Regions from separate parts of the Homo sapiens genome. Here region 1 is linked to region 2. Evidence: chromatin loops called from intact Hi-C (ENCODE). Cell type or tissue: IMR-90. All regions are shown on one strand. Links, peaks and the distances in the headings refer to the core of each region. The heading gives the core; the rest is flanking DNA. Region 1 has its middle 130 kb from the start of LIG4. Region 2 overlaps NALF1 (NALCN channel auxiliary factor 1).

Evidence for each region. Peaks named below come from ENCODE experiments on the same cell type or tissue, not always from the same donor. Only the 100,000 strongest peaks of a DNase experiment are listed, where the experiment ranks them.
Region 1: a loop joins it to region 2, with 9 times the contacts of the local background. A loop is called at or near these places in 5 of 110 quality-filtered maps.

The regions. Positions count from the first base shown.
Region 1 is chr13:108,079,139-108,094,687 of GRCh38, reverse strand. No RefSeq gene overlaps it. Among named protein-coding and RNA genes, the nearest start is that of LIG4, 130 kb to the left of the region's middle. In IMR-90, for the core only: a CTCF peak has its summit at 7,806 (motif pointing right); no DNase peak of the experiment used is centred there; H3K27me3 peaks cover 309 bases.
Region 2 is chr13:107,205,037-107,220,585 of GRCh38, reverse strand. It overlaps NALF1 (NALCN channel auxiliary factor 1), which reads left to right. Exons shown (of 3, transcript NM_001080396.3): 2 at 9,831-10,002. Among named protein-coding and RNA genes, the nearest start is that of SNORD31B, 110 kb to the left of the region's middle. In IMR-90, for the core only: a CTCF peak has its summit at 9,395 (motif pointing left); DNase peaks (open chromatin) are centred at 9,345 and 10,565.

The sequences.
Region 1 (15,549 bases), core at 3,130-11,129, 880 kb before region 2:
AACACCTATAATAATTATCATTACTCTGATTTTACTATACTACTTTATTGCTTGAACAATAAACAGTGACTGTCATCCGCAAATCAGATACCTCACTCAGCCTCCTTGACAAGAGTCCTGGAAGGATTGGGGGAAAGATTTTTCTCTTGAAATCCAAAACAGTGGGAAATTATCAACCCCTATAATAATTATCATTACTCTTATTTTACTATACTACTTTATTGCTATTAAAATTATCCAAGTATATATTTTTCTTAAATCATGAGGAAAAGGGAACTATTATATATTGAAAGCCTACTATAGTCAAAATACTTTCATATGTCTCATTTAATTTTCATTCAACTTCATCTATATTATGATAAAAATGTATAAGCAAGTTTTACTTATAAAAATTCTAATCAAGTGCTAATGCAAGAATTGAACCTGTGGCTTCTGCTCCTGAAATGCTTTATTAATCATACTTTTTTGTTTCCTTCTAAACAGTGTGAATGAGTGGAGGTAAGGAAAGTCTTAATAACATAATATTTAATGAAAACTAAAATGATATTATTTAAAAATTACTCTATTATGTTATATACCACCAAGAAAGAAAAGGCACTGCCAATTAAACTGTGATATGGAGAGCTTGCATGTCCATGACAGAAAGCACCTGATTATCAGTGATATTAAATGCTACTATGCATCTATCACAGATGCTAAAATGTAAAAACAAGGATTAGAATTGATGAAAATTAGAAAATTAAAACTTGAAAAATAAATTCCACCGTTTTATAATTGTGACAAACAATTGGACTTGAGTTAAATTTGATTGTAAAAATGGTGTGACTCAGTCTAGCCTTTTGATAATAACCACTCAAAGGATAGTTTATTGCTGGTTGCTAATATCTAGTGTGACTCAGTTTTGGTTAACACTTCAAAGTGGTTGTGTCATTTTTGTTTGTGTATGATAAGAATGAAATAAAAGTTAAACATATAATTCTCTTTTATCAATTACACATTTCCAGATATGGAAGGGTGCTTAAAGCTAAATTCCCACTGCCAGCCAATGTATTTTGAAATTTTGTGGTTCTTGATTTTTGACTCAATCACCTACTATTAAGTTTCTTTTTGTTTACTAAGTTAACCTGACGCATTTTTACTTATAGCTTTCCAAAAATAATCAATAAAACACTTATGCTTGAGTCAAGAATAAGGATCTTTGTTAAAATAGCAACTACCAGAATATATATTTCGGGCATGGGAATGAATATACTTTATTCAAATTTTCATGATATAAGCAAGAGAAGAGATGTCTACGGAGGAAAATCAGGAGTTTCCATTTACATAATTTATTAAATTCTCTACGAATATCTCATAAAATAGGAAAATAATTAGTGAATTACTCTTGATTTTTTTGTTTGAACATTAAATATCTATGCCATTTTGCAATTGATATTGCCCAAAAAACCTACCTTTTTCTTTTAAAGAACATTTATGCTTATCCCATGGTTTGGAAAATGCAGCGTTTAAAGAAAACTGTGTAGTTTTCTTGATAATAGTCATAAATTAATTTCTGAGGAACAAGAATTTTTAATCACTTTCTTCTTCATCTGGTATCACCTCTCTAAAAAGAATCACAGAAGGAGAGTTTTAACTATCTCTGGGATTTAGAATTATATTTAAATAAACTTAATTTTAACATTATTTGCTGTTAAGGTGTATTAGGTTTAATAAATGCAGTCCCTAATACATAGAACATATAATCGTTATAAAATAGTCTTTCCTTTAAGATAACCTTGACTCCACGGATATTTTTAAAGGACACTAATATATTATAAAGCAGGCTGTGTAAAGAAACTAAGGGTTATTCCAGGTGGTAGCACTTTAAAATAACATACAACTCCTATCTGTTGTCTGTCTGTCTGTCTGTCTGTCTGTCTGTCTATCTACCTATCTATCCATCCAGCTATCTTCCTCCATCCATATGCCAACAGAACCTTGTTCTCAAAAGAGCTAGATTTTATCTAGCATAAATTGTGTAAAAGGGGGTTTGTCTCAATTACACTGCTAACTCTTTTAAAATTTTTTTTCTTTTTTTCCTACATTACTCTCATCAACTTGGTAACATTCTGCTTCCTCTACCTGTATGAGCAGAAGGGGGATGGAGGGCAGGCCACACACCCAACAGTGCCATCCAAGCTTCCATGTGTCTTGGGCTCTACCGCAGTGGCAGAAAGAGCAAGGAGATTCCTCAGAGAAAGTTAAAATAGCAGTGGAGAAAAAATTTTAATGTATGACCCATATAATAGCCTCTGTATTTTAAGAGAAGCAACTTAAAATCTTAATTCCTTCACTCAAGTTGTTTAAATATATTTGCACCTGCAGGCATTTTTATATGAGAGAGATGAATTCGATATTTAATGAGTAACTATTTTGCAAAGGGTAGTTTGTGAACAAGAAAATATGTCTTTGGTGGCTATTTTCATTCAAAAAGGTTAAGACAGCTTTTTTGAGTTTTATGGAAAACATGGAATACGTTTATAACAGACTCATTATATTTATTACAATATTAATTGTAAAAATTTATACAATAATGTTAGTATCTAGGCATCATTTGCTAGTGGAAACAAATAATTAGTTCTAAAAACTTGTCGTTCAGCAGGCCACCAGGAGAGGCAAGGTGAGCTACCCAACTCTCAGGCAGCAGGCATTCATCATTGACTTGCACAGCCCTTAAGCATCCTTCTAATGCCTGTATTGCTCAAAATGTTAAAGTAGGATCCAGAATCTTTTATTTCTTTTTCTATTTTCTGAAACGACTATATTTGATATTTTTGAAAGACATTTCTTAGATCTTTATATGTAAGTCTCTAATGACTTCCCACCATGGTGAACTGAGATCATTCTCCTCCAGAACTTTAGCCTCTCCATTTTCGTTTTTAAGCAAAGACCAGAGTCTGAACTGCAGAATAAATACTATTTCTTATTTTATATCAGGCAACTTTTCTTCCTTATGTGAACCCTCAGGTAATGAGCTCTCTATTCTGCTTTACACTCTGAAATGTCTGCGTAGAAGAGATGGTGACTCTTCATCCCCATGTACCTGGGAAGTGTTCTACTGGAACGAAAATTCTGCCTCAAAGCTGTGTTAACCTCGCAGTAACATGAGTGCAGAAGAAAATTCCTATTCCTATGTCTGTCAGGTTTTCTCCTTTCCAAATGCAAAGGGAACTATTGGAACACTCAATGATTCTCATACTTATGCATTAAAACCTGACTACCTTTGATACGAACACTTAGGGTATACATGTTTTCTCAGAATCTGTTAGGTATCCTAAATTTGAAACCTATTATTGGCAATAGACAATAGTGCTATCAGGGGAAAAGAAGGAAGACAGAGCATATAGAAGAAAAGGAAACAAAGACTTAAAGAAAGGAAGAAAATGGATGTAAAATATGAGTGTACCCAGAACATCAGTCAATCCAAGTCTGTTGTCCAAAGCCTTCCACAAGTTAATGTCACGCTCAAGTGAAAGATACCTCCTCTCTGGAGAAGTTTAATAAGTCCCCAGATATTCACATCCCAAAAAAATGTATCACTATTTATGGCCATTTTTGAAAATGTGCATTTAATCCACATTTATGAGAAAGGTAAACTTGGAGTAATTTTCATCTATTGCGATTACTGATGTATTGATTTATTTTCACATTTTTTCTTGTGATTTATTCTGTTTTTCCCCTTTTACCCCATTTCTTCTTTCAAATTAATTGAGGGTTTGTTGTTTATTTGTTTAGTTTTCACATTTCATTTTTCACCTATTAGTATGAAGGTTATACTCTCCTTGTTATTTTTTAACTAGTTACCATAGGTGGTATAACATGCCTATTTAATTAAAATTATGAAAATTAACCTCCGTAGAAATAACAGACAACATTAACTCCTTTCACCTTTTCTCACATTCTTGTTAATTTTGTCCGGTATCTTGGTTCTATATTGCCTATTTTTTAATCACAAATTAGAAATTACTATGATTGCTTTAGTGATTCCATAAATTCCCAGATTTACTCACCCATTTTCTAACATTTTTGCTTTCTATTCTTTTCTGTATCTCAGATTTGCTCTCTAGAGTAATTTCACTTCTCTCTGAATTTTACCTTCTATGATTTCTTTTAGGAAAGATTGGCAGTAGATTTCATCGTTATTTGTCTTTATTTTACCCTTGTCCTTGAAAGACATTTTCACACAGTTTAGAATTTAGTGATTTTTGTCCACACTTCAGATGTTCAGTTTTGCTTAGAATATTCTCATCACTGACTGCCCATCATGCATCTACAATCTCAGCCTCGTTCATTTCAGGAGACCCTTACAGAATGGCCTTTTAAAAACATCTTCCTAAGTTCTAGGTAAAATATTTGAAAAGAAATTGCAAGATTATGCACTTAGATAATTGTACTCAGTGAATCTTTTTTGTTATAATTTTTGACTCCTGCAAATACCAGACCCTGAGAGAAGTGATTTCATTTTTATATAGTTTTTCTGCTAAAAATGCATCAACTACTTAAAGATGTGTATTAGTTTCCTAGGGCTGTGGTAATAAATTACTACAAACAGGTTAGCTTCAAACAAGAGAAATGTATTATCTCTCTCAGTTCTGGAGGCTAGAAGTACAAAAGAAACCAAAGCATGAGCAGAACCTCAGTGCCCCTGAAGGCTCCAAGAAAGTGTCCTTCCTTGCCTCTCCTGGTTTCTTGTGGCTCCAAGTGTTCCTTCATTTGGGACTGCATGACTTCAGTTTCTACTTCACACTGTCTTCTTCTTATGTCTCAGCATCTCTTCCTTCCTGTCTCTTATAAAGGCCCATGCTAATCCAGGATGACCTCATCTTAAGATCCTTACCTTAATTACACCTATAAAGACTGTCATTCCAAATAGGGTCACATTCTGAGGTCCCGAGCAGATAGGCCTTTTGGTGGCCACACTTCAAGCCACCACAAGATGCCTCTGCATTTGAAGAAAACTTTGTAGAAAAACTGTGCTTGAGAATACATTCAATTTTGGAATTTTAGAGTAAAATTATAAAATGTGGCAGTAGAAAAACTAGACTTTTAACTAGGATTTAGGGTTTTCTAGCTTTTTAATAAATTTCTTAATTTTGTTAATGAAACGTTGAAATAAGTGATACATTGTACCAACTCATGGGGACTCAGCTGACAGACTTTGCTGTTCTCTCATCTACGTGGCTTCTGGAGTCAGCACTCAGGATGACATGAGCCCATTGTTACCTTTTGTGTGATAATTACATCTTTTAGGCATTGCCAGATTTGGCTGGTGTGCAGATCTCCATTCTAGATCTATAACTTGCAAGGATACTTGAAACCATTAAGAAATTGTTGTACTTTCTAGAGAAGTTATGTTAAATACAGTTCCAAAGATTCCGTTTCCTATAGAGAACACTATGGGAGAATAAGATGAAACAGAGTTTTGAAAGCTGCTGGAGTCAAACTTTTTCCAACTCTTGTGATCTCCTTCTATTATAAGGAATTTTGGTGAATGCAGTCTGGGAAGTATGTGTTGTCAACCTTCTCTCTTCTATCATTTCTCAGCAGAGTGGAGTCATCCTTAAACTGTCATCTCTCTTTTATAGAGTTGAAACAATTATGAAAGAACGTGTAGGTTTCACGTGATTTTGTCACAGTCAGCATGCCACTGGACATGTCCAGAGTTAAAACCATTAAAGTGAATTTAATGCTTGTGAAAGTTGCTGATGTAGGGAAGACCATGTTTTATTTTGTTTTGTTATTTTTAATTCACTTGTCTGTATAGAGAGCATCAGATTCTCTTTTTTTATTTTTGACAATTGATTTTACTTATAAAGGGGTTAACTGCTTGAGCTCCAAGAAAATTATCCTTTTTTTAATGCCAACAAAACCACTTATAGAATTCGTATACAGAACTCGAAAGGCTCTTAACTCATTCATTTGTATTACATGTACAGTAGGTCTAGGCTATCTTATGAACAGAATGTGTTAGGTTCAGAGAGTTGATTCAAAGGCTATATGGCTGCATTTTAAGCAAATAACTGAGTGGACTTTCCCCCCGTGTGTAGTTCCCTTCTGAAGACATTCTGGCATGTGGCCCCTCTATTTGATAGCCCCTCAAGGGACTTTCAAGTGTCTAGATTGTTTAAAAGTATGTGCCCATTTATAGAAGTGACTTAGGCCTTCCTTCAATCATTTCATATCTTACAAATAAATATACTAAAAAGTTGCCTTTGTGCCTAATTTGGGGGAAAATATACAGAATAGAATACAGAATAGATATATAATAGAATTTTATATCCAGAAAATATCCTAAAGATGATCTAGCTCTAGTTCAGACACTCTGCATGTTCACCCAAGGGCAGCGTTCACCATTCTGCTCATCATATATAATATGATGCTGGTCTTGAGCCAGACTGTTTATGCACTGAAGCAAAGACAAAGTTCCAAGATGCCATCCCACTGAGAAGGTCCCTTTCAAATGCTACCCTGGGAGGCATTAACAGTATTTCTTAATACCAATAGTAATCAGAAAAGCTATAAAACTTAAAACTAGCCACTGTTGGTTATCTCGTCCTCCCAGGAATAGCAGAAACGCTGTTAAGAGAATTCTTGAGAGTCCTCTGAGCTCATCTGATATCCCTGGCAAGCCTGTGGAAGTCAGCTATTTTCAGCCCATGTTTCAAACCCTTCTGCCAGAGTGCCAGCCCTGGCCCCAGAGTTAGGATACAGAAATATACAACTCTAAGAATGTTTTTCTCTTCAAATCAAGGGAGATATTAAACTCTGTAGGGCAGATTTAAAGCATTCAGCAGAAGGGCTTTTATATACAAACACTAACCCGTAGGAGTCTTGGATAGAATAATCCATTGGGGTTTTAAAAGTCAGATGAAAAATCTGAACCTTAAATGCTGAGTTAGACTTCATCTACCAGGGGAACTAATCTAAAATCTCTCTGATTTCTTCAGTTAGAATCTATCTTGTCTGTTTTTACAGGAAAGAACACTGAACCATTCAGTAGAATACAGAGGATCCTACAGGGAACTCAAGCTAACATAAAATATTGCACCTGTCTCTAAAATACTTAAATGACTATTTACAGATCAGAAAATTGAAAACAATAAACAAAGCAGGAAGTAGTCTCTCTCTATATATATACACAAGGGTCTTGGGTCATTTTTGCTGAGACCCTGGAACAGGGGTAAATTGCAATCAGATTGTGGACTGGCATCAGAATGGCAAGATTGGTAAAAAGAAACAGACACAGCCAATATAAATTGAGGATGGGAGCAGTGGAGACCAGGATCAAGTTGCTGAAGCAATGGGCTTGAACATAACGTATCTGCCTTCTCTTGATTGTCCCTATTCTTCAGGAGTCTGTGTCAAAGGCTGTGAGCTCCAGCAGCCTCCCCAGAGGTAATAACGATGTAGTGGTTGGTGGTGGCTACACTCAGGTAGACCACAGGTTGTGTCTTATGAAGACTCCATACCCCTTCTGGTAACAAACAAGCCTTTGTGTAGAACTGTTTTCCCATGGCTTAGAAAGTTCTGACTCTTTTCTCTCTCTTGCACCAGAGTGGGGAAAAACTGGGAAAAGCTCACAAAAGTTTGCCTGGGGTACAGTAAGTAGCCAGTGGATTAGCACTGACCCAAGCAGGGCCAATCAAAATGCTCCGAGGTCATTGCTGGAACCATCAAGAGGAATGTGATTTTGATTTCCTTGGGCTTGTCAGCCAGAAGAATGAAGAGAGCAGGAACTTCTTGTCTCCATCTTGGCCACCACTTGAGGGCAGCCTTCTGGAGAACAAGACTGGTTCAACTTCTGGGTCCCACGGAGCTCCTGGACTGCCAGCTACATGTCATGAAATTTGCTTTACTTTGTGAATATGTCATCTGAAACTAAAGGAGCCCTAACTCAGAAAATTAAAACAGCTTTATTCACAACAGCTACATAACCTTGATATTCACTTTACCTTCTATGTTTCATGCAACTTCCTCTTCTTTAACTAGTTTGCTACTAGTTTTGAGGAAAGATTTCTGCTTTGCTCCTATCGTCTGGCTATGATGTGACCATTGACCCTGTCCTATATTTAAATCTAAATCTGTATGCCAAGTGTCTTAAGTTTTCTTAATAAAAGGAAATGGACTAAAACTTTATGATGTGAATTAATTAACATAATAACATGGAGAAATCAGTCTGATCATTCCCACTCTTAAAAGTGGTCATTCATATATATCCTGATTGCATACCACCCACATAACATTTATACTTCTTAGCTCCCTTGTACAAGAATTTATAAGTGTCTCATTAATAACATAAACAACAAGGAAAATCAAGGGAACACCCAAACACTATTTCATAAAAGCACAATGAGTTGCAAGAATGCTATACAAACAGACTTGAAGAATGCAAGTTTATTTTTTACCTCTGGAGTGGTTAAGTGTTTTCTCATTTTAGAACCATTAAATACAAAATAATAACACAGACTTGTTGGAAATGTGATATCGTGTAAAGCAAAGCCACACAATATCAAAAATAACCTCTTGAAAGAACCAGCTGTCACAAAACTGAATAACAAAAGCCAATTGATAAAACCCAGTTGATTAGCTAAATGCAATGATTTCTTAGGGCTTATTTCACTGTTGGTTTGCAACAAATCATTTGTCAATCATAATGCCCTTTGCCATAATTATTCCTAGTCCCCATCCCTAGTTCCAAATCAGGACCACTGATGGACAGAATTTATAGCTCACTTCATTTTGTAAAATATTTATGGTGAGACCATGTGAGACCTTCAGGGCTTTGAAGGAAAAGTTGCATAATGCTTTTCTTTTCTTTCTTTTCTTTTTTTTTTTTTTTTGGATGTTTCTTTTGGTCTTTGCCAAACTCAAGTTTACAAACACAAATGGTCACTTTGCATAAGGCATTGCATTGGCTGCGTCAAACAAACCTGAACAAAAATAGCCTCTGCTCACAGGAAGTCTGTGATTTGATTGAGAAGAGATATACAGTATAATGCAAACTGTTATCCACACACATATATTCCACACACTGTTTAAGGAACACCCTGGACTGACATTTCAATACTGTGAGAGTTTCCATATAAATCTGGGTTTGCAACTTCTGTTGACTCCCATTGTAAGCGACCCTTAGTGTCAGTGGAGAAATTGACGCAAGATTTTTTTCTCCTTAGCTCAGCCAGGGCTGGGTTCTTGTTTCATTGCCAGGAAGAAATGGGCACATGGACATCAAAGAGTGACTGGAGTAGAATTTATTAAGCGAAAAGGAAAGTTCTCAGCAAAGACAGGGGTCCTGAAAGCAGGTTCCCGGTTGCCCCCTTTACAGTAGAATGCCAGGGCTTTTTTATATATAAGCTGATGGGGCTGGGTTCCCTATTTGTGTAAGGTGTGAATTCTTGGTAGCTCCACCCCATTCCCCCAGTGTACATGTGGGCCCTTAGTCCACTGTGGGCATATTTAGGCAAGCCCCCTTTGCAAGTTGCCTTATGTGAAGAAAACATCCGGTACAAGCACCTGAGAGGTGGGGCGGAGGCTCTCCAGGGGCCCTCCCTTTGCAGTGTGCCTGAAGCAAGCTGGCTAACTCCTTTCAAAATCCTGAATGTTCCAGATGCAAGGCCTCTCACTGGCAGTCTTGTAGTCCCCAGAGGGCATGCTCCAGGCTGCGTTGTGTTTCTATGACAAGACTGTAGAGCTTATGACAATCATTTAAGAGGTTCAAATGAGTTTCTCCAATTCAAGATCATGGGACAAAAGCATATAGAACCTCTTGTTATAAATAAAGTCTTGGTGCCACAAAAGAAATAGCACTTGAATATAAAATTTTCTTTTTAATTCTCAGCAAGGCAATGTACTTCTATAGAAGGGTGCACCCTTACAGATGGAGCAATTGTGAGCGCACACTTGGATGAGGGAGGGGAAGGCGTTCTTGTCCCTGACGCACATGGCCCCTGCTGCAGTGTAGTTCCCCTATTGGCTAGGGTTAGACTGTACAGGCTAAACTAATTCCAACTGGCTAATTTAAAGAGAGTGACGGGGTGAGTGGTTTGGCAGGAAAAATGGTTATGACAGAGCAGTTAATCGGAATGAGTCAGGGTGGAGCAGGTAATCGAAAATGGTTGCTTTATGAGGAAGTTAAGTTTAAAAGTAGAAGGCAAAGAATTGAACATACTGACATATTGATTCTTTGAAGAGAAATTTAGAACTCATATCTAACACTCTTACTGAGGCTTTGATTTATTTCAACTTGTTTTCACAGTATTAGGCACAAAGAACAAATGTAAAAATACAGGAGTTGAAGGTATCACCTGAGTTGTTAAGAGGGTAAGTTTATGTTATGTGGATGTGAGTTTGTTTTTTTTTTAACTACAATTTAAAAATATATGTGGTTATATATATCACCTTGGGCACAGCTAATTACACATGGCAAATTATATAAACATTTTTTATTTGACAAGTAAAAAATTGTATATATTTATGGCGTACAACATGATGTTTTGATGTATGTATAAGTTGTGGAACGGCTTAACCAAGCTATTTAACATATGTACAAATTATGACATCATAAATACAAAATGTTGGGGAGTGTGGAGTAAACAGCACAGAATTATTTTGTGTGATAAAAGTTAAGGTGTCATCAGCTTAAAATAGATTGCTATAACTTTAAGATATTTTATGTAAGCCTAATGGAATCTATAAACCAGAAAGCTATAGTAGTTATAAGTATTAGTTTTAAAGTACTCATGTGATCTTAATTGGTAGCCCTAGCACAGAAAGAAATGGCTAGGGTTAAAACAACAGGTTATTTTTGGCAGGCGACATTATTGCTCAAAATTAGAGAGTAGGAATATGGATAAGCACATACTTGCAACCTTATTTCTAAGTTCAATAAAATAATGAAATTAATTGGAGATACTAAACTGTCATAACCTCTTTAGTTCTCAATCATTTTGACAGCTTCCCATCACACAGGAACTTTGCCAAGAACCTTTGACTAATTCTTTTTTCCAAATTACTTTGACTTAGAATGCCTGTTTCTTCATGACGTCTGAACATCAGTCTTTTTTTTCTTTTGCATCTTAAGTACTTAGCTCTTATGGGACATTGCAAAAAGCATTTGCAAATGACCAAGTATTTTAAAGTTAAGTTTCAAGCTTAATTTTCTTTCATATTAAGTAAATTAGTGAACCAATGAAAAAGCCCCTTTTATCAGATATTCTTTTTATGCCTACCAACCAGCCCTGGGAAAATGGTCTATGGGTTGAAAAATGCTATATATGCCATGCTAGACGTGCAGCTCACATTCCTAGGATCTTTTGAAACTCAAGTAATGAGAGAACAAAAGTCCTGCCAAGCATAAATTGCCACTGTAAATGAAGAATGCTTCTATTCACATTAAAATGACTCATTATTGAGGTTCTGTTCTGCTATGATTTACCTACCTGTGTTTAAACCCGACTCTGGGAAAGAACAATGGCATTTTCCTCTTAAAATAAACAAGTTTCTCAGAGCTGACCAGCTGACCATCTTCCTCTTGCTTTTTACTTTGCATTACAGTATCTGGATTTCCTTTAAAATTTTCTAGGTGACTTAAGGATTCTATTAGAATGGTGACAATAAATTGAAATGTAGTAGAGAAAGCAGTCCATATTTTGAGGGCCTTTTGGGCCATATTGTTGATTGATGAGGTATATTGACATTAAAATAAAAAAAAGTTTTGGTAGCAATATAGAGAAAACAATAGTGCAAATAAATGGCTTTTTACTTTTTGTTTCGTATTTCCTTATTCTCGCTTGCTTGCTTGTTTGCTTGCATTTTTGCTTGCTTTCTTTCTTACCTTCCTTCTTTTTTTTTTTTTTTTTTTTTTTTTTGCGGGGTTGAGGGGGCAGTATTGGCAGGAAATAAACCCTATGCTTTAGGAGAAGTAAGTAGTTCCACCTCTGGAATGGAGAGTAACTACATATGCTCTTTGAAATTCCTCTGTAATGAAGTTTTGCCTCTGGTTACCCATTTACCTGTCTTAGTATAAACGCCTGTGGTTTGTTTTTTTTTTTTTTTTTAAGTACTTTTCTATATAAACTCATTTTACATTGTTTTTTTTTTTTGTTGCTTAAATTGTTTCAGCTTTGTCCATTGGGAGCTGTTTCAGATTGGCTCTTGTGTTCTTTTGACGCAGCCCTGTCTTTTTGTTTGTTTGGTTGGTTTTCAGCCTTTACTTTATGGGATTCCAAAATACTCTGGGGTCATCTTATACTTTCCCTGCCCCACCCCTCCATCAGCCATTTCTCCAAGGTGTCTTCGTTCCTTTTTCGTAGAGAATGATATTTAGAAACCAAGAACTGGTTGCTGAGTATATCCACTATACTGAGCATAGCTGCCTCTAGGGTCTCTCAGCAGACAGAGCTAGGAAATAGATGCATGCTTTCTAACCTATGCATACACACATATCCATAATTATTTCTGCATTTATCATATATACGTATAAAAGTAAACCTGAGTTCATATTGATGTCTCTGAATCTGATCTTGTGCCACACTGTTTAATACAGCCTTCTCCTCCTTGCTTTACTACAGCTTCTTTCTCCGACAGTAAAAAAAAAAAAAAAAAAAAAAAAAAGTCGAATCTCATTATTAGTATTTTTTTAACTAATAGAAACTTAATGGATCTCTGCAATAGTTTGAAAGAATAGAACTTATGTTTATGCAAATTCTGCCAATTATCCCAGAGACTGGCCTATGAGATCATAACCATCAAGTCATCTCATCTCAGGACTTAATGTGTCTAGTTCCTTTAAATGTAACTTATAGGGCATAGCATCCAATTCCTTTGCCAAACACATTGCAATAGTGCTACTATTTGGTGCTTAGAAATAGGGGGAAAATATAATTGTGCTTGATACTTGGTCCACTGTTTAATGCCTGTGACCTTGGGAAAGTTATTTAACTTCTCCAACATGCAATGTCTTCATCTATGAAATGGGCTTAGTATCAAACTTCTCTAAAAGTTCTGATAGAATTATCTGTAAAGCTATCTAAAATATACAGCACAAAGCTTGGCAGATATTTAACACATGTTGACTCTACTTACAATTTTTGAAATATTAATGCATAGTAAAGTAATATCTTTCTTATTACACACATTATTTTGAATTAAAATAAACATTGCAATAACCAAAAATACTTCTAATTTGGAAATCCTTACTAAACATATCTCCATTTCTTGCCTAATGTTTCTTACATTTCTATACAGTAATTATCAATACTATTCATATTTATACGAGAGGCAAGGTCCTACAAGATGTTGGTGACTTTGTTAATCATCAGAAAAAAAAATTATCATAGTTTATATAGACTTAATGAAAGTTATTTATTGCACAATATTTCCAAATGGTTTTTAAAAAAAAAATATTTAAAGACTTATGGGCAATATAGAAGAATGGTTCAAATAATTGCTGGATATCCTTTACAGAATCCTCAAATATTAATATTTTACTGCATTTAAAAATTTTTTCTCAATTATTTTAGAGGCAAGAATAATGTTTCTTTGTTTGTAAATACTCCAGTGAATATTTCCTAATAATGGACAATCTAGCATACTTTGTCCTGTTTCATTTATTTATTTTTTGTATGAGAAATAACATTAACTTCAGAGACAGAAAAACTGCTTAAGTGGATAACTAAAATGGCTGTGACTATTATCTTGGGAAAATTACATTACCTCTCATAGGTAAAATAAAGTAGATAAAGATGATTACTAACTCTTCTTTCAGAACTAAGACAGTAATGATAATGATGGTGATCATGATAGTGATGATAATAAAAAGGCAATATTACGAGATATTAATAGTTGGTCAGTAAGATCATTAAAAGAGCCATACAAATTACTATTAGGACAAAACAGTACTAGTTAATATCTGTAGTTAATAGTGAATCAATAACCTTTCTGTAAAGAAGAGCTTATTGTTTTTGATAATGCTGAAATAATGATAATGTTTGTTTTATATACAAATTAAATACCAAGTGTTTCTTTAAATGAACCTTACACACTTCGATTAGTATTTTTCCTGAACCACCATATTTTAAAATCCTGCTTCAATTCCTCCTTTCCATTTTAGTTAGAGTTTTAAAATTTTTGCTAGACATAATAAAAATCTTATGTAACTGTTGCTGATATAGTGGCACATTTTCTTTTTCAAACTAGGATACTAACATATGAATTTGGAGTGTGCTAGCAGCTCATGACTCTTTGTTTTCCAGAAGGCATTAGCATTCTTAAACAGGGTATGTATTAATCATGGCTTATACTTTTTTTTTTAATGTCAAAGAGAGAGCAGTGTCTCATTTACCAAACAGCAAGCTAAACGCACATCCCAGGCCTGACACTTGAGGAAGCTCAGCCTGTCCATTGGTTGAGAGTAGTTAGTGGTGGGTGGTTTGGCACTTTTGGCCCTGTCACTACCTCAGTTGGAATTTGGAGACATGGGTGCTGCTCTTCATTTTTTAAGAAATTTCCCAGATTTTGAAGATGGAAAATTTGCTCTATTCTTACACAGTGAGTCCAGGTGTAAAAATGTCACTTCTTGGCCGGGCATAGTGGCTCACACCTGTAATTCCCAACACTTTGGGAGGCCAAAGAGGGCAGACCACGAGGTCAAGAGTTGAGACCAGCCTGGCCAACATAGTGAAACCCCATCTCTACTAAAAATACAAAAAAATTAGCCAGACGTGGTGGTAGGCACCTGTAATCACAGCTACTAGGGAGGCTGAGGCAGGAGAATCAGTTGAACCCAGGAGGTGGAGGTTGCAGTGAGCCAAGATCGTGCCACTGCACTCCAGCCAGGGCAACAGTGCGAGACTCCATTTTTTTTTTTTTTAAAGTCACTTCTTAATAATCATCACTTACATTTATAGAGTTTCTTTGCTCCTTAAGGCTGGAATCTCATCTTTTTGGATTCCAAGCCACTTTTGATTCAGGATTTAATTCTAGGCCTTAGGGTTGTCATTATAAGTCTCTCCATCATACACAGGAGCTGAAATGTTGTAGTATTTTTTATGGAACCTATTAGATAAAATTGAAAATCTCTAAGCAGTGGTGGAGCAGGGATTTCAAAGATATGCTTTAAGTATTTCTAGGAGATATTTGTACTTTATGGAATTGTTCAGATTTCTAGGCTTCTGAAAGGTTTCATCAATGTCATTAAGCAGTTCGTCAAGATTGAGACAGTCAATTCCAGAAACTTCTCAGAAGAAAAAAAGATAAAAATAGATTGGGACAGATCATACATATATAATTGATCACATCTGAATTGCTATAGGACTTTTGGGGAGATATACAAATATATATGATGTTCATTTGCCTAATGATATGATTCAGTCTTCATGCATCGTTTTATTTATTTGAAAGGGACTGTGCTTGTCTTTGGGGGCAGTGTTGTATAGTAGAGAAAGCATGAAATTTGAGAACAAGCAAATGAGGAAGCAGAATCAAGTTCATGTTCTGGCTCCATATTTCAAG
Region 2 (15,549 bases), core at 4,654-12,653:
GACTCCAAAGTTGGCTCTCAGTGAAAAATGTGGGATTAACAGACAGATTGGATGGTACCTAGGCAGCCAGTCCTCTGTTTCATGGTAACAGGCTACAAGTCTGTATTTCAATTAGAATACTGAAGTGTTCACTCTGACTTTTTAAATATGTAAATTCTAATAGAATCACTGGCATTTTTCTGACAGTAATGCAGACCAGGTTTAAATAGGCAACATGTTTAAAGAACCACGTGACACAATTCTACTCCATTCCCAGGGTGCCGGTTGGCTCTTAATTTACAAAAGGGGTTTGCATTCATACCTTTCCCAGCTTCTCACTAGCAGGACACATTAAGATAATGCAGAAAACAACAAAGATAGTGTGGTGTTAGCTGCTGTTTCTTGAGGAGCAAATGCAATGACAAAATCAGAAATGCTGGCATCTGTGGGAAAAACAAAGAATGCAAAGAGCCTGCTCCACTGAGGAACAGCAGATTTTCTTTGAGCAAAAGCAGATTATTCTTGTTTCAATTATAATTTTTGTGACTGTGACATTGGTAAAGTAGGGTGGCAATCATGCACTCTTGGTACACAAGTGACCTGACAATATGGCCAAGAAGTAAAACTTTTAGATACATACCAAAAGCATTATATATTCTAGTTCTATAATGTGCACAGCTATGTAAAAGTATCAGATTCTTAGATAACTAACTATAGTTTATTATGTCACATTTTCCATCCTTTACTTTGGATTATATGACAAAGTTATGCATTAACTTTCTTCAGACTCTTTTTTTTGCCCATTTCTACTAAGTGAGGCTGTTACAGTAAGTTCCTTTCTCTTTGGTTTTATGAAGAAACGAATACATCTGCATTTTATAGTGAATTTACTGATTACTTATTATAGCTCTACTCAGTGCGTTGGTATTATTGGTATTTTCTAAATAGATTGTAGATTATGGAAGATAACATTCATTTATTAATCATCAAGTGCTCCATGAAATCTTATATGAGTTCTGGAAAAGAAGGAAAGCCTAACACATTCTCTCTTCTCCTATCCTTGGTGAATATATTATCCCTTTATATCCTTAGATTAGTTTCAGATTTCTTATTTAAGACTCAATTCCATTTCCCTTTCTTTAGAAGACTGATTTCCCACTTTTTAAACCCTTTTCAACATTCTCAACTCACTCAAGATGTGGAGCCCAAAATTGAATTTATATTGAAGTGTTCACTTGCTGCCTTTTTAGAGATATAAATTTTAATAGGATCACTGGCACTTTTGTGACAGTCCATACAGGCCAGGTTAAATAAGTGGTATGTTTAGAGGACATGTAATACTCTGCACTTCTAAGGCATTGCTTGTTGGCTGAGAGTCCACAAAAGGTGCTTTCATTTACTACGGGCCCATTCCGACTCTAGATAAGGCTATTGAGTTATATCCATCCACGGCCAACACTCAGAAGTAGTCTTATGGAGTGACTTTCTTCTTTTTTGATGCCCACAGCAGAGCTCCCACCATCTTCGTCACTAACATGATAATCCGGTGAAGGCAGCTTGTTAAAAGAGATCTTCCTTCACACCAAAGGAAACGCTTCCTTATTTACTGTGAAGTTAATTCACTGGTTATTATCATCGTTAATATTCATTTCTGGATATATAATAGAACTGTTCTGGAAAGGTATGAATTAGTATAACCTCTCTGCTCAACACTTTTTGCCACAATCCCAGCCAAAGTAGTGTGTCCGTTTAAATAACAGCTATAAAATATACTTTGCCCTCTGAAGCTCTGTGGCCTTCCATGAGCTCAGAACAATAAACCACACCATTCCCCATCTTTGTGTGACAATCTTTCTCAGCTTGCAACCCAATCCCATATTGTGCTTTAGGACCTGAACCATGGGGTCTTTTTGGAAGGAGAGGTTCACTTCATGAAGTGGACTTTTAAAAATTTATTTCTTTAGTTTTTGTTTGTTTGTTTGTTTTGTTTGTTTTTGTTTTCGGCCTTCAATAACGGCCACTGGGTTGGTCATATGAAAAGGGATTCTTAGGATTTAATATGTTGGGGGCTCATCAGGGTTCCTGGTTTGAGTCTCTGCTCTGGGCAGGATCTCAGGGCCAGGTGGACTGGCTCTCACGCTAACCAATCGCGGGGCATCATTATGCAAGCCCAAAGGCCATGTTACTAGTTTCCAGTGGGCATTCCACTGACGGTAAATTTCTGCCAGATACATCCAGGGCACTGGGGATACAAGAAGGCACAAAGCTTGGCCTTCATTCCAAGAGCATAGGGTCTGGGAAGGAGGCAGACGAGAAGACAGCATCACATGTACTGAACTGCCGAAGAAGAGCTCATTGCAGGGTCTAGAGGGAATGCAGGAAAGGCTTCCAAGTGAGGTCACACAGGATGGACAGGAATTAATAGGCTGAGGGATTCGTGAGGGAGGTGGAAGGAAGAGCCTGGTGCAGAGCCACCGAGGGCACGCTGCACATCGAGTGACCTGCTTGTCACTCCTGTGGCCAGAGAGCAGAGTGCCGGGTGGGAGTGGGCAGAGATGAGTCTCGACTGCTCAGCAGGGCAAGGTCGCAGAGCTGTGAATCGGTTAGGAGCTTTGAACATTCTCCTGGGTGTTGCTGTGGGATGGGGTGGGGTGCTGAATTATTAAAAATGAAGTAGTGGAATAATCTGGAATAATCAAATTAATTTTCTATAGATTGCTCTAACTGCAGCATGAAGCAGGAGTTCACAACTGAAGGCACAAGGGTAGGCTCCACGGGGTATATCCAAGGCAGAAATCCAAGTGAGAGATGCTGATGGCGCGAGCAGCACTGGTGTCAGTAGAAATCAAGAGATTTGGGCAGACATAGAGCTATTGAGGAAGCAGGCTCACAGGGCGTGGTGATTGAAGAGCTGTGGAGCGTGGAAGAGGCACCCGGATGACCCCCAGGTTTCTCACCTGCTTCCCTCCGAAAAGAAGAGGCCGAATTCCACTTTAGAGTTTGTAGTGCTTGAGGTATTGAAACAGAGTGAGAGAGGGAGAGAAAGAGAGAGACAGAGAAAGAGAGAGAGAGATCAGCATTGGTAATGAAGATTTAGGCTTCACTATTTTAAAGACTACAATTGAATCACGAGGATGGACGGTTGCCCAGAAAGAATGTGTAGAAACAAGCTTGGAACAGAAGCCGGAGGGATACTAACATTTTGGGGAATGGCAGGGAAAACAAACAAACAACAGCAACAGCAAACAAATGAAGATGGAGAAGGAGGGGCAGAGGACTAAGAGGGACACCAGGATAAAACAAGTCCCAGTGGCATTTCCGGAAGCTGTTCAATCAACCATGATCAGGGCTGGCAAGAGGTCAAATAAGACAACAACTGATTTTCCAGCTGGATTTGTCAGCAGAGGGGCCAAGGAGCTTGGAAAGAACAATCTCAGTGGAGTGGTTCGAGCTGAGGCCAAATCATAGTGAGATGAAGTGAAAGATAAAACAAGGAAGATATTGACTGTTACATGAGACGTTTATTAATGAGGAAGAGAGAAAAAGAGAAAACTAAGTTGCCTCTGTGTCATAGTTAGGACACGTTTTCCTTTGCATAACGCTGGAGACATATTGACAAATGCTTCTTAGGTTTCCCTTTTTTCCTAAGCCCTGTGCAGATTATCTCTGGATGGGCACATTCTCTATTTGCGAAAGCACAGCCGAGTTGATCTGCTTTTCACCTTCTGTACAATCATATGTCTGGGCAGCTCCGTGGTGCCATACCCTGATTGGCCAACTGGGCTTGCGTTGGCCCTGTGATGTTCAGACTGATTCCCTCTCCTGTATAAATGGAGTCTGGGATGCTGGCGTGGATGGGCACTGCAGGAGCCTCATTTTGGTGTTGAGAATGGTTTGGGTGGACTGGGAAATGTGGGACAGAGCCAACAAGCTCAGGAGGCCCTGAAATGCAAGGGAATAGACCAAGTGTGATGACAGGATTCAAAAAGTGGGTCACCACCAGAAAACAGGAAGACATTTGCGTTTTACTTCAGGAAATGGAGCCAAGACAAAGCCCTAGAAGGCAAGGGGTGCTGATGTCATAAGACCCCCCACAAGGGATCAAGAAGCTCAGAGCGCTGCTTACCGCCCATCCTTAAGCTTACTTCACAGACTCAGCTCAGCCTCAAGCAGTGGGGCCTTTCTTGTTTCCCTTTCAGAATATATCACGATTTCCAATTTCTAGGTGCAATGTGCTTTCACCAGACACTGACACAGACATAGCAGAAAGCAGACATTCAGACATAGGAACGTGAAAATTTATTTTGAGTTTCACCCTCACTTAAAACTGTAGCAACATGCGTTATGCGTCAAAGTGCATTAGCCTGAGGCGGTTGCTGTCGCAGACTAATGCTTACATAACCAATTATTTCACCCACACATACCCAAAACTCAGGCCGCTAGCGGGGTTAGAGCTGGCAGAAATGGATCTAATAAAATGTATCAACAAATGCTACAAATGTGAAAGGAAAGTTAGTCCTTACTAATAAGTGGGGGAAAAGGGAGAGCAGCTGCTTAGCCTCTTGATTTGAAGCTGACAACCATTTTTAATATCTGACATTTTTCTTTGTGATAAAATATATAGCCAACATGATATTTTTTCAGCAGGCTAACATATATTTACATTAGCAATCTTCTACCTTGCTCTAAAATAGAGAGATGGATTTTGGAGATGGGGGTAATATATATTTAAAAAGTAATGAGAAGCTGACCTTCTGCTGGAAAAATATTAATCATAGGGCATTTTTTGAAAGGTTCTGCACAGATTAGCTATCTTCAAATGGAATGCCCAGAACCAAGAGAGGACATGAGGACACCACACAAGCACACCTGCCAGCTGTCTATATGGCACCATTGTTAACCATGGTGATCCTGGTCCCGTGTAGTATTTCTATTCACAAATGCATGGGCTACTTCAGGATTGTCCAGATTTGCATGTAACGCATTTCTTTCTAGAGTTCGTGGCTTCACATCACTCCCCGTAATCAGGAAGCAAAGTACTCCCCCTCGGTCTGTCTCCGGAGGCTGTGCCGTTATAACCAAAGCTTTAAAAAAAAAAAATCTTCATTAAGAGTGTGAAAATGAGTTTGCTAGATGAGCTCTCTTGGGTTCTCCTTGGTCTCTTCAGCCTTTGCTCTCCCTGATCACCTCTTCAAACAGGCCTGTGTGACCAAGGGATTCTCAGCTGAGAATCCAAACACAGGGTAGATGTGGACGTAGGTCTGGAGGTAGAGGGTGGGGGCTCATACAGCCCACTCTGCAGAACTGCAAGTGAGTTTCAAAATGAAGTGACTTGCAAAAAAGAAAAAAAGAAAAAGGATATGTTCGGAATGAATAATACTCAAGTGATACCTTCCGAATAACATGGAGTGTAATTTCAACAGCCGCCCAGGGGCCCTACCTTGCTCAGCTGTCATCTGCATCTTTCTAGACCCCACTTCCGACGTTAACAGAGGCTCAGCTAGGTGGTCTCTAAGGCTTTCCACCCTGGAATGTCTCACCTTAGTGACTCCAGAGACCCCGACGTATCCAATGCTCCCTTCACTTTCTGTCCTCTCAGAAGAGTTCCTGTTACAAGAGTTCCCACTGAAAAAAACTATGGACTGGGCTGTGGAGAGAGTTGAATTCCACTTATTTGATGCCTAATTTCCCTGTATACGTTTCCTTATTTGTAAAACATTTCCCAAACAAGTCTCAAGGGCTTTATGAGGAAAGATAGCAAGAGAGAAAATGCTTCAGGGGAAAAAGAGAAAAATCGATTCAAGTATTAAGTAAAAATGATGCTGTCATTTGGACCATTTTTCTAGTGTAGTCTGCTCCTCTTGCAGACAGCACCTTGAGAACACTGTATGGTGGGCAGCTGTCCAGCAAAGATTGTGACAGTCAATAAGTCATTTCCAGAGGACACAGTGGAGGAGCGTGGGGGCGGTGGGCCATTTGAAATACCCTTTCAGAGCATAATTTCCTGACAAATCAAGCTGCTTCTTGGGTAGATGGAGGCACTGGCCATCAAGGGGAAGAGTGGGTGGATGTCGGCGAGCCATTACTCTGTCACCAGAGACCTCGCACACATTTTTATTCCTTCCCACAGTTATTCTTTCGTTTCATATAATTATTTATACTCTGCAGTGACACATAGAAAAGCAATTTACCTAATATTTCTCTCTATAGGAGAAGGCCAAGCCATTATAAAAAAGATTTCTAGACTTCTTTGTACTCCATAGTTCTTATGAAATAAGACAAATATACTCATTTTTCATGATGTGCTTTTGTTTGAAGTTCTTTATTACTTTTAAGATTTAGTCAATTTGTTCTTCTAGCCCGGTGCCACCACAAAACATCCTTTTCAACCCCTTCCTGCAAAAACTTCTAGAAAGACGTTGGGAAGTGTCTTGGAGCCATGGCCTTCTCTCACCTTCCTAACATAGGAATCTTCCTCATCGTGTTTTGACAAGAGGTATTGAAAGTCTATTGGAATTTTTCTAGCTCTAGAGAACTCGGCACATTTGAAGATAGCTCATTGTATTTCTATGCATCTCTTCTGGCAGGAAAGCTCGTCTTTATATCACGCTGGTAGCTACCTGTTTGTTTTTTCTCTTGTCTTTGTTTTGTGATTCCACAATTTATTGTTTAAATCCATCGTCATTGGCACCTGGCCGTTTCTCAGACACGAGATAACTGTAAGAACCTCACCCCTCGTTTGCTCTTAGCCGCAGTATATTCTCAGGTATTCTCCGTTCTTCACATAACACAGTTTTCAGGTGTTTACTAACGTGCTATTTCACTTTTCAAGTAATCATTTTCAAGATTCTAGAAGAATTTTTGTTTACTTCCCATGCGAACTTTTACCAGTTTATTCTGAAATATTTTTAGCAAATGTGCTGTATGCTTTGCCTCTTTTATTGTAAACACATCTACACAGAGAAGATAAAGACTTTAGTTATGTAACATCTGCTTCTCATCCTTAATCTCTTAAGTAGCAATAAAATATTTCTCCTCCGTCCTTCGGATTTCGATTCAGCTCACATGGTTTCCCCCACTTGTTTTCTGATGTATCTTACCCCTAGAGCTAAAATTTTAGAAAATATTTAATACTCAAATGAGGAATATTCATTGCACACTCAAAGCCCAGGAGGTAGCTCATAACGGATGCCACCGTGGAGCCTGGCCGGAGAGGTCGTCATAGCTCAGTGTATAAGGTCTGGGATTCTGCCGGCGGCTTTGCAAATGATGCTCGATCACTTTTCTTCATAACTAACTACTACCTGATACTTAAAAAAAAATGCTGTGATCTCTTACTAGTTTCTTTTTCTTTTCTTTTTTTTTTTTTTTTTTTTGAGTTAAAAAAAAATCTGCAAAGGAAATATAGCGGAAATAGAATTTAAGGAGCCAGAATAAAAATGGATATGTTCCCATCGGGCAATGCTGAGGAAAGTGGTTGCAAAGAGGATGGCTAGATCTGAAGAGACTCCAATACTGGACGCCCCACCGTCTGCGAGAGAGGAGACGTTGTTTCTTAAGACTTTATGGCTGCAGGATGCGATTCCCTATTCAGAACCCATTTTAACTGGAATAACGGTGGAAAGGCAACGTGTGAGGGAGCGGTGGGAATGGGGACCCCAATTTGGCCAATGAAAACATGAGCCACTTTCTGGCATTACATAGGGCACTCCTTAAAGAAAAACAGGCAACTCTAGACTTTAGAATCCCAGAAATGTGCGGAAAGCAAGCTGTCCTCATAATGGAATGTTATTTTTTGAACTGCAGGTATAAGCCTATCCTGCTTCCTCTAGTACCTGAGAAAGGTTATTAAGCCCAGGAATCAGAGGATACATGGCTCATTCCTATACTACAGCTTAGTTTACATAATAAATGTCATGTCATATTACGTATCATGTCATATTACACAAACGTCAATGTCTATGGCATTTTGACAAACGTTTTCAACTTCCCCATGGTTTGGTTAAGAAATCATTTCACTTTTTCTTCTGAAGCTGGTGCTTCCAGCCTCTTGCTGCCGGCACCACCTCCACCTTCACCTGTCCCCCTGAGGCAGCCTCTTGCTGTCCTCCTGGGGCACACAGCCACAGCCCACCTCCGTTTCCCAGTTGGCATAAGAATTCTTAGAGGTTTCTTCGGCTATTGTAACGTTTTCTTCTAGTGCAGTTTTTCAGTGTACACTGTTACGAGAAGACTCATTCAAAAGACCTATAAGAATTCTAATTATTTGTAGGTTTTACTAACAAGTTACATGGTGATTGTGAGCCATTGATGACTGGCAAAGAAAAATTACTTTTGGCCATTTAAAAGTGTATCTCACTTTGATATTTATCTCATTTTACCTCTACCAAGTCACCTTGATCACAGAATAAAGCGTCATTTTGATCAACCTAATGTTATGAATAAAAAAATACAATCCTCCTTCTACCAAATAGATATTGACCCGGGGCATGGAAGGCCATGCTGATTTTAGGTTCATCTGCAAACTCCCTTGTGATTTCATAAGTGCTTTAAAAGTAGTTTTCAGATTAAATATAGGATAACTATTAGGAACACAGTCTTTGGAGCCCTACAGAACATGGGTTTGAAGTCTGGATTTTCCATTTCCATTACCTAATAGTACTATTACTTAATATTATTCCTGTTCAAAATGTGAGTAATAGTTATGGTCAAAAGTGCATGCTGAGAATCACATGGAAAAAAAAGTTTACAGCTTACTTAGAAAAGAGTATAAAGTTGATAAATACCAGCTATTATTCTTGTTATTATTAGGTATTTATAATCTCTTAGGCTACCTTTAACTGCTGCGCCTCCATTTTTCTAGGTAAAATATAACCGGCAAAATGTTACTTGGATAATATTAACCCTAGAAATAGATAAGTAAAAGCCATTAGTGCCAAGGACCTGGAGAATAACTGAATTTCAGTAACCTGTACTGCAAATTGGTACATCTGCCATTGTTGTATTTGAATTTAAGATCAGCTTATTCCTTCGTGTCAGAAAAAGGCAATTTTTTCAATGTTTGTTTTCCCAAATAGCCACCAAAACAAAGAGATGAATGAAGTCCCAGTCCTTTCACATTTGATGAAATTACATAAATACGTAGCAAACATTGATGTGGCTTGCACATCATCCAGAAGGTTGAAGCTGTGGCTCTGATGAGGCTTCCCTCCTACTCCCAACCACACCACAGCATATGATGTCTGCTCTATGTCGGGTGTTTCTGGGCTTTCAGACAGTGAGATTTTTAATGCATTTGGTGTGAGTCATGAATGTAAATGTCCATATCTGCCTGTTCTCTGCCTCTCAAAGTCCAAGATCTAAACAGCAGTTTCCCAACCCCTGCTGGGCCATCTTTATAAAGTGCTTCGCGCCATCTAGCGTCCTATGGAGGCATAGACGTGGGACTCCGTGTGGAGGGAACTGGCTCATCAGCCACGTTGCAAGTAACTACAGCACAGAAGAGCAATAGAGTCAATTATTTATTTTACTTTAGATATCGCTGAATTTTGAAAAATTAACTTCCTGCTTAAATCCACTGATTTTCAAATAAGCCACATAAAATTAAAGGTCAAAATACCTTTTACATTCTATTAGGGATGCAATCAAATACTGTTTTGCTTTTATTGCGGAGACTTTCGTTGCTGTGTTTTTATCACTTGCAGCTGTCGTTGTGTAAATACGCTTTCTCACAATGAGGGCTCTCTTAGGATCCACTTGAAACCACAGCACGCTTGCACGCTTCTCACAGTGCCTCTATCACTGTAACTGTTGTCACGCCTCTATATTTTTCATTCTTCTCTTTTTTTCAGATTGTCTACAAAGCCTGGCTCTGTTCCCAGTATTTTGAAGTCACACAGTTTAACTGCAGAAAGACAATTCCTTGCAAGCAATACTGTTTGGAGGTTCAGACGAGGTGTCCATTTATATTGCCCGACAATGATGAAGTCATCTACGGAGGCCTCTCCAGTTTCATCTGTACAGGTACAGTGCCGGGTGGGAGTCTGTACACCAGTCTCCGGTGGTTTTGCTTTCTTGTGTGATGTTTGTTTGCTTTGCTGTTTCCTTTCACTGATATAACCTTGAAGATGCGGCTGGTAGTTTTCCGCACTTTCACTAATAGAAGCACCGAAAGCTCCCCTCAACAGGTCTGGAAATGATTCAGCTTCTGTACCACATGGTCTATCTGTAACTGAGACCACAGTTATTCACTGTGTGAAAGAAGAAATCTGATGGCAAAATATTAGCAATCATTAGATATACTTACATGTGACCTAGTATAGGTTAGATTCAGCCTGCATTGCCTTTGAATTCCATAAGAACAGGAGATGTGCTAAGGCCAGTGAAATAATGCTTTTCAAATTAGTCAGAAGTTTATGTTCTCTTGCCTATTTTCTTTTATTTTATTTTCTGAGAATTTTTATGTTACTTTATCTGTAAAAAGTATTAAGAGCATTAAAAATATCTGCCTAAATTGTACGTGTGTGTGTGTGTGTGTCTATTAGAGCCACACAACAAGTCTATCCATTAAACGATGTTTACTTCTTTCAGCAAATGAGTCAGACTGGGCAAAACACCAATATCAGCACTCCTTTTCTGGATATTTATAAGCATTACATAATTTAGACAGAATAAGATATAAAGAGCAAGAGCCTTTTTTTAAAAAATAAAAAGATAATTAAATGGTGAGAACAAGATACTTTGCCAGGGTGGTGTGATAATCCGAGTGGTGGCTCTGCATTCTCTTCTATAACAATAATGCTATAAGGCGTCCCTGGAATTACGTGGCTCAAGCTGTAGCACGTTTTGTTTTCAAGTGTAAGGATAAAACACCATCATATGTGTAGAGACACATGAAAATGCTCTTCTGACATTAGACTTGCCAAACTCCTCTAAAACAGAGTAGCATATTAAGATGCTCAACATGAGAATTTATCAAATTATTTCAGCATCGCTTATTTACATACGTATTCATTAGCCACAGTGTTCTAAGTGATAAGCTATCAAGAGATAGTCTGCCAAAGCTCGCCCTAAGAACTGGATGAGTATTTCTTTCTTTTTTTTTTTTTGAGATGGAGTCTCGCTCTGTGTCACCCAGGCTGGTGTGATCTCGGCTCACTTTAAGCTCCGCCTCCGGGGTTCAAGTGATTCTCATGCCTCAGCCTCCCGAGTAGCTGAGATTACAGGCGTGCACCACCACACCTGGCTAATTTTTGTATTTTTAGTAGAGACGGTGTTTCACCGTGTTGGCCAGGCTGGTCTCCAACTCCTGACCTCAAGTGATCCACCCTCCTTGGCCTCCCAAAAGTGTTGGAATTACAGGCGTGAGCCACTGTGCCCAGCCTGGATTAGTATTTCTTATGCTGCCCAAGCTTGTGGAAAGAACACGTGACTGAAGGTCAGGAGCATTGGCCTTCATCCTGTTTCTATTGTACATTCTCTCAGAGGCACCACCCCTTCACTAGTAAATTAGAAAGTGCAATGGCCAAACCCTCCCCCATGTGGATATGCTGCAAGGATTACAGATAAGAGAGAAGGGCAAGTTATGTCATTGACCAGCCATAGCCGTTGCACACGAGAAAGTGAAATGCAGAATGATTTCACAGGCCTGTGTGTTATTCTACTGACTTGATGCTCAAGTCATTTTTTATGTAGCTCCTCTCTGCTGGAGGGGGAGGAGGGGGAGGAAGGAGGGAAGAGGGAAAGAAGGAATAAGGGAAGGAGGGAAGGAGGATATCAATATCTTCTTGCTTTGAGTTTGAGACAAAATTCACCAGACACAGGCTATTAATTCATATTGAATTTTGCATACAACATTCCACAAATAACCATGAAGATAAGGCCTTCATTTTTTTTTTCTTGTGGGACAATGAGGTGTCTGTGACATGAGGACTTCAGAGAAGCTATTCGATTTTTATGTACAGGTTGTGTTTATGCATTTACACTCACATTGGCTTTTGTCCTAGAGAAGAACAATAGTTTTTGAACCAAGTTCTCAAAGTAGACAAAAAACCCAAATGAAGGGCGAGGTGTTTGCGTTTATCTTCTTTTTCCTACATGTATCTGTATTTGTGAATCTGAAATATATGTTTGAATGTTCACCCACTTCCTCCATACACATTCAGAATGCCAGGGTAGAATTAAATCTCTCACTTCACAACATGGGCAGAGAATCCAGTCTGCAGTTTTAATTGTTTTCGAGTTTGGTAAAAACAGCTTCTTCATAGACATAGCTACGTCATTAAGGAAAAGTGGCAGGAAAAGAGAGATTTATCAGATCCAGAGAAAAGTGCCATCTCCGTGAGAGGCCCCCTAGGATAATCTCATCACTGAACATTTGGAAACCTAAGAACAGTAGTTCTTATGTCACTTTCAGTTGGGTTAATGTTCATTTTATGTTTAAATTGCTCGAAAATATATGGAATAAATTCTGAGGTTATTTCACCCTGAAGTTCTGTAAAACAATCTGACAGAAAAAGATAATAATTTTCATATTGATCTTCTTTTCTAAGGTGTGACCTGTGCCTCTTTGAAGAATTCTCATTCATGTTGATAACTAGCAGCCATCATTTCCCATCATCGGTTACAGGTGTCCCTTAAGAGTGCACTGCTGAGGCCAGATGCAGTGGCTCATGCCTGTAATCCACACAATTTTGGTAGGCTGAGATAGGAGAATTGCTTGAAGCCAGGGGTTTGAGGACAGTCTGGACAACGTAGCAAGACCCTGCCTCTACAAAAAATTAAAAATAAAAGAACTAGCCAGACACAGTTATGTGCACCTGTAGTCGCAGCTATTTGGAAGGCAGAGACAGGATTGCTTGAGCTCAGGTGCTGGAGATTGCAGTGAGCTGTGATCCTGCCACTGCACTCCAGCCTGGGCAGCATAGCGAGACCCTGTCTCAAATGAAAAAGAAAATGAAAGAGTGCACTGCTGGACCTGAGCAAGGAGATTTCTACTCCTGTCCATCACAGCTGCCTGCCCGTTGCTTATAAGAGTCCCAGACATGGGCCCCAGAATGGGTTTCATCTTGGATGATGTTAGAATAGAGGACAGCTCCCAGAGGACCACTGGCTAAACTGTGGAGTGGCTTGTCATGCGTCTAAGGAAACTAGTAAGACATATGTGCATATAATTTGTTCCCAGATTTTAAGTTGCACATTTTTGGATGTCCGTCTCCTACAAATGTACACGGATTTTTAAATAGTTTACATTATAAATAAGTTTGCAAGTAAATGTGAGCCATTTACATTCTGTTTTTTTTCTCTGAAAACAGAATAATAAAAAGACCAGTGTAGTTATAGCATCATTTAATCTCATACAAAATATTTTAATAAATATATCAAAGTTTAAGGGAAAAAAGAAATGGGAAGGGAGATGGTATGCCCAGAATAAAATAAAAAAATGAGAGTAGGTTATGAAACCAAGTAAAATGCAGTAACTTCATCAAAAAGAATTCACCAAGTAAGGTGACCTTCCTCTTGCCTCCAGCAATTTTTCTTTTTGAAAAAAATCATCAAGCATTTGATTTCCACTCTAGATGTTAAAATGCAATCATTTCTCACTAAGAATTAAAGGAATAGGTGGAGTTTCCTTCAAATTCAACAGATTTAATTATAATGGTTTTCCTACTATTTGAACTGCATCCAATTCACAGCTTCCAGAAGGACGGAGAATTCCCTCTAGGATATCGAGGATTCTTCACTTACTTTTCTTATTGACCTCAAAAAAAAGTATTCTGTAAGCACGTAACTGCACATGGCCTGATGACAGATACTGTCCATGTGAGCATCAGTTTTCTTCAAGGTGCTTCTCCTTAGTGACAAACCAGTGGCATGGTGATTCCTTTTCTTAGCGTTCTCTGTACCCAGAATCTTAGAGATCTCAAGTTCTTCCTGTCATTGTCCTATTGGCTATATACTGATACCTAGGATTCCTATTATTCACAAAAAAGGGAATATCACCCCTTGGAATCAATGAACAATTTCTGTAAATGATCAGGAGTTATTTACCATTTTGGTCACACTTACTAAATTCAGTATCTCGTGCATCATTTCTTTATGGTGCTCACATCACCATGTACCAAATTTGAAAGTTTTAAATGTATATATTTTTGATCATCTGCTACCTATGATCCTTTAGTAAGCCAGGAACTTACTTTAAAAAATGAAATATCTGAGAATGCATGTCCATTACTATAGAATGCTTTTGATTGAGGATGTTACAGAAGGTCATGACCAAATGTTCTAACCACGGATCTTGATGACAAGCGCATCCCCGTGCATATGTTTAATTCCAATTCTGTCTTAGGAGATAAAAGGAAAGACACTTTGCCTGAGATTTCTCTTGAATTTTTTTCTATTAAAGAATAAAACTGACACGTGACTAAAGAAATGTTTTAAAAATTAATTGGAAAGAAATTCTGAGGTGCTGTCAGGGTGAAACATGTCATTTAATGTTAGGCATTATTGAGCTAAAATTTGTCAAGGTGGGTTCTGTTGGGTTTGCAAGCTCAGTTCGCATAATGCAGTGCTATTTTAGAAACTCAGTTGCTTCATCTTTAAAGTGAGGGGGTGGAAGTCGTTTTTGGATTCTACGATGTCAACCCGTCATCGTGGTAATTACGTGGGCTTCCCTCTCCACACTCCCTCGCCTCATTCCAGAGTCCCCTGGAGAAATCCTTGATTGCTTACCTTTAACAGTGAACCAAGCTGAAGAAAACAGAGGCAGCAGAGGAGCACAGGCTGTGGGTGCTATGGTAACAAACATTAAGAAAATTATCATTTGATTGATAGATAAAATAGACCAGCCATGATTTACTGCTCTCTTACAGAGGGAAATTATTGAAGGAATAAAAGTAAAAGTTGGTCTGCTGGGGGTTACTGACAATGGAGATAAAACATATTTTAAGAATTCTATGTAAATTCTGCATTCCATTTTTTTTCTTTTTCTTTCTTTTTGAGCTGTGACAGGAATAAGGTTATGTTTCTGTCTCTGGGGAAAATACTGTGGGCTGCTGTTGTTCCTTACTTGACAGGCGGTTGAGGCTGCAATGGGAGATGGGCGCCCCCTGGTGGCGACTCTGCGCGCCTGCAGAGAGTCTGAAAGGACGTTCACTGCCTGCAGGCAACGGAAGGGAATAACCTGAGGGGAGGAAATGCATTGATCTACATATTGATCACATTCGAAGGATTTTTTTTTTAAATGTTTGGCATCTCACGGTTTACTTGTGAGTGACTTCACAACTGCAAAAGAAAAAACATTTGCAAAAATCCAGTCCTCACATGACCAGTGAGTTGAGAAAGATTTTTAAAAGACAAAGATGTTCTCATAGGTGGGAATTGAACAATGAGATCACATGGACACAGGAAGGGGAACATCACACTCTGGGGACTGTTGTGGGGTGGGGGGAAAGGGGGAGGGATAGCATTGGGAGATATACCTAATGCTAGATGACGAGTTAGTGGGTGCAGCTCCACCAGCGTGGCACATGTATACATATGTAACTAACCTGCACAATGTGCACATGTACC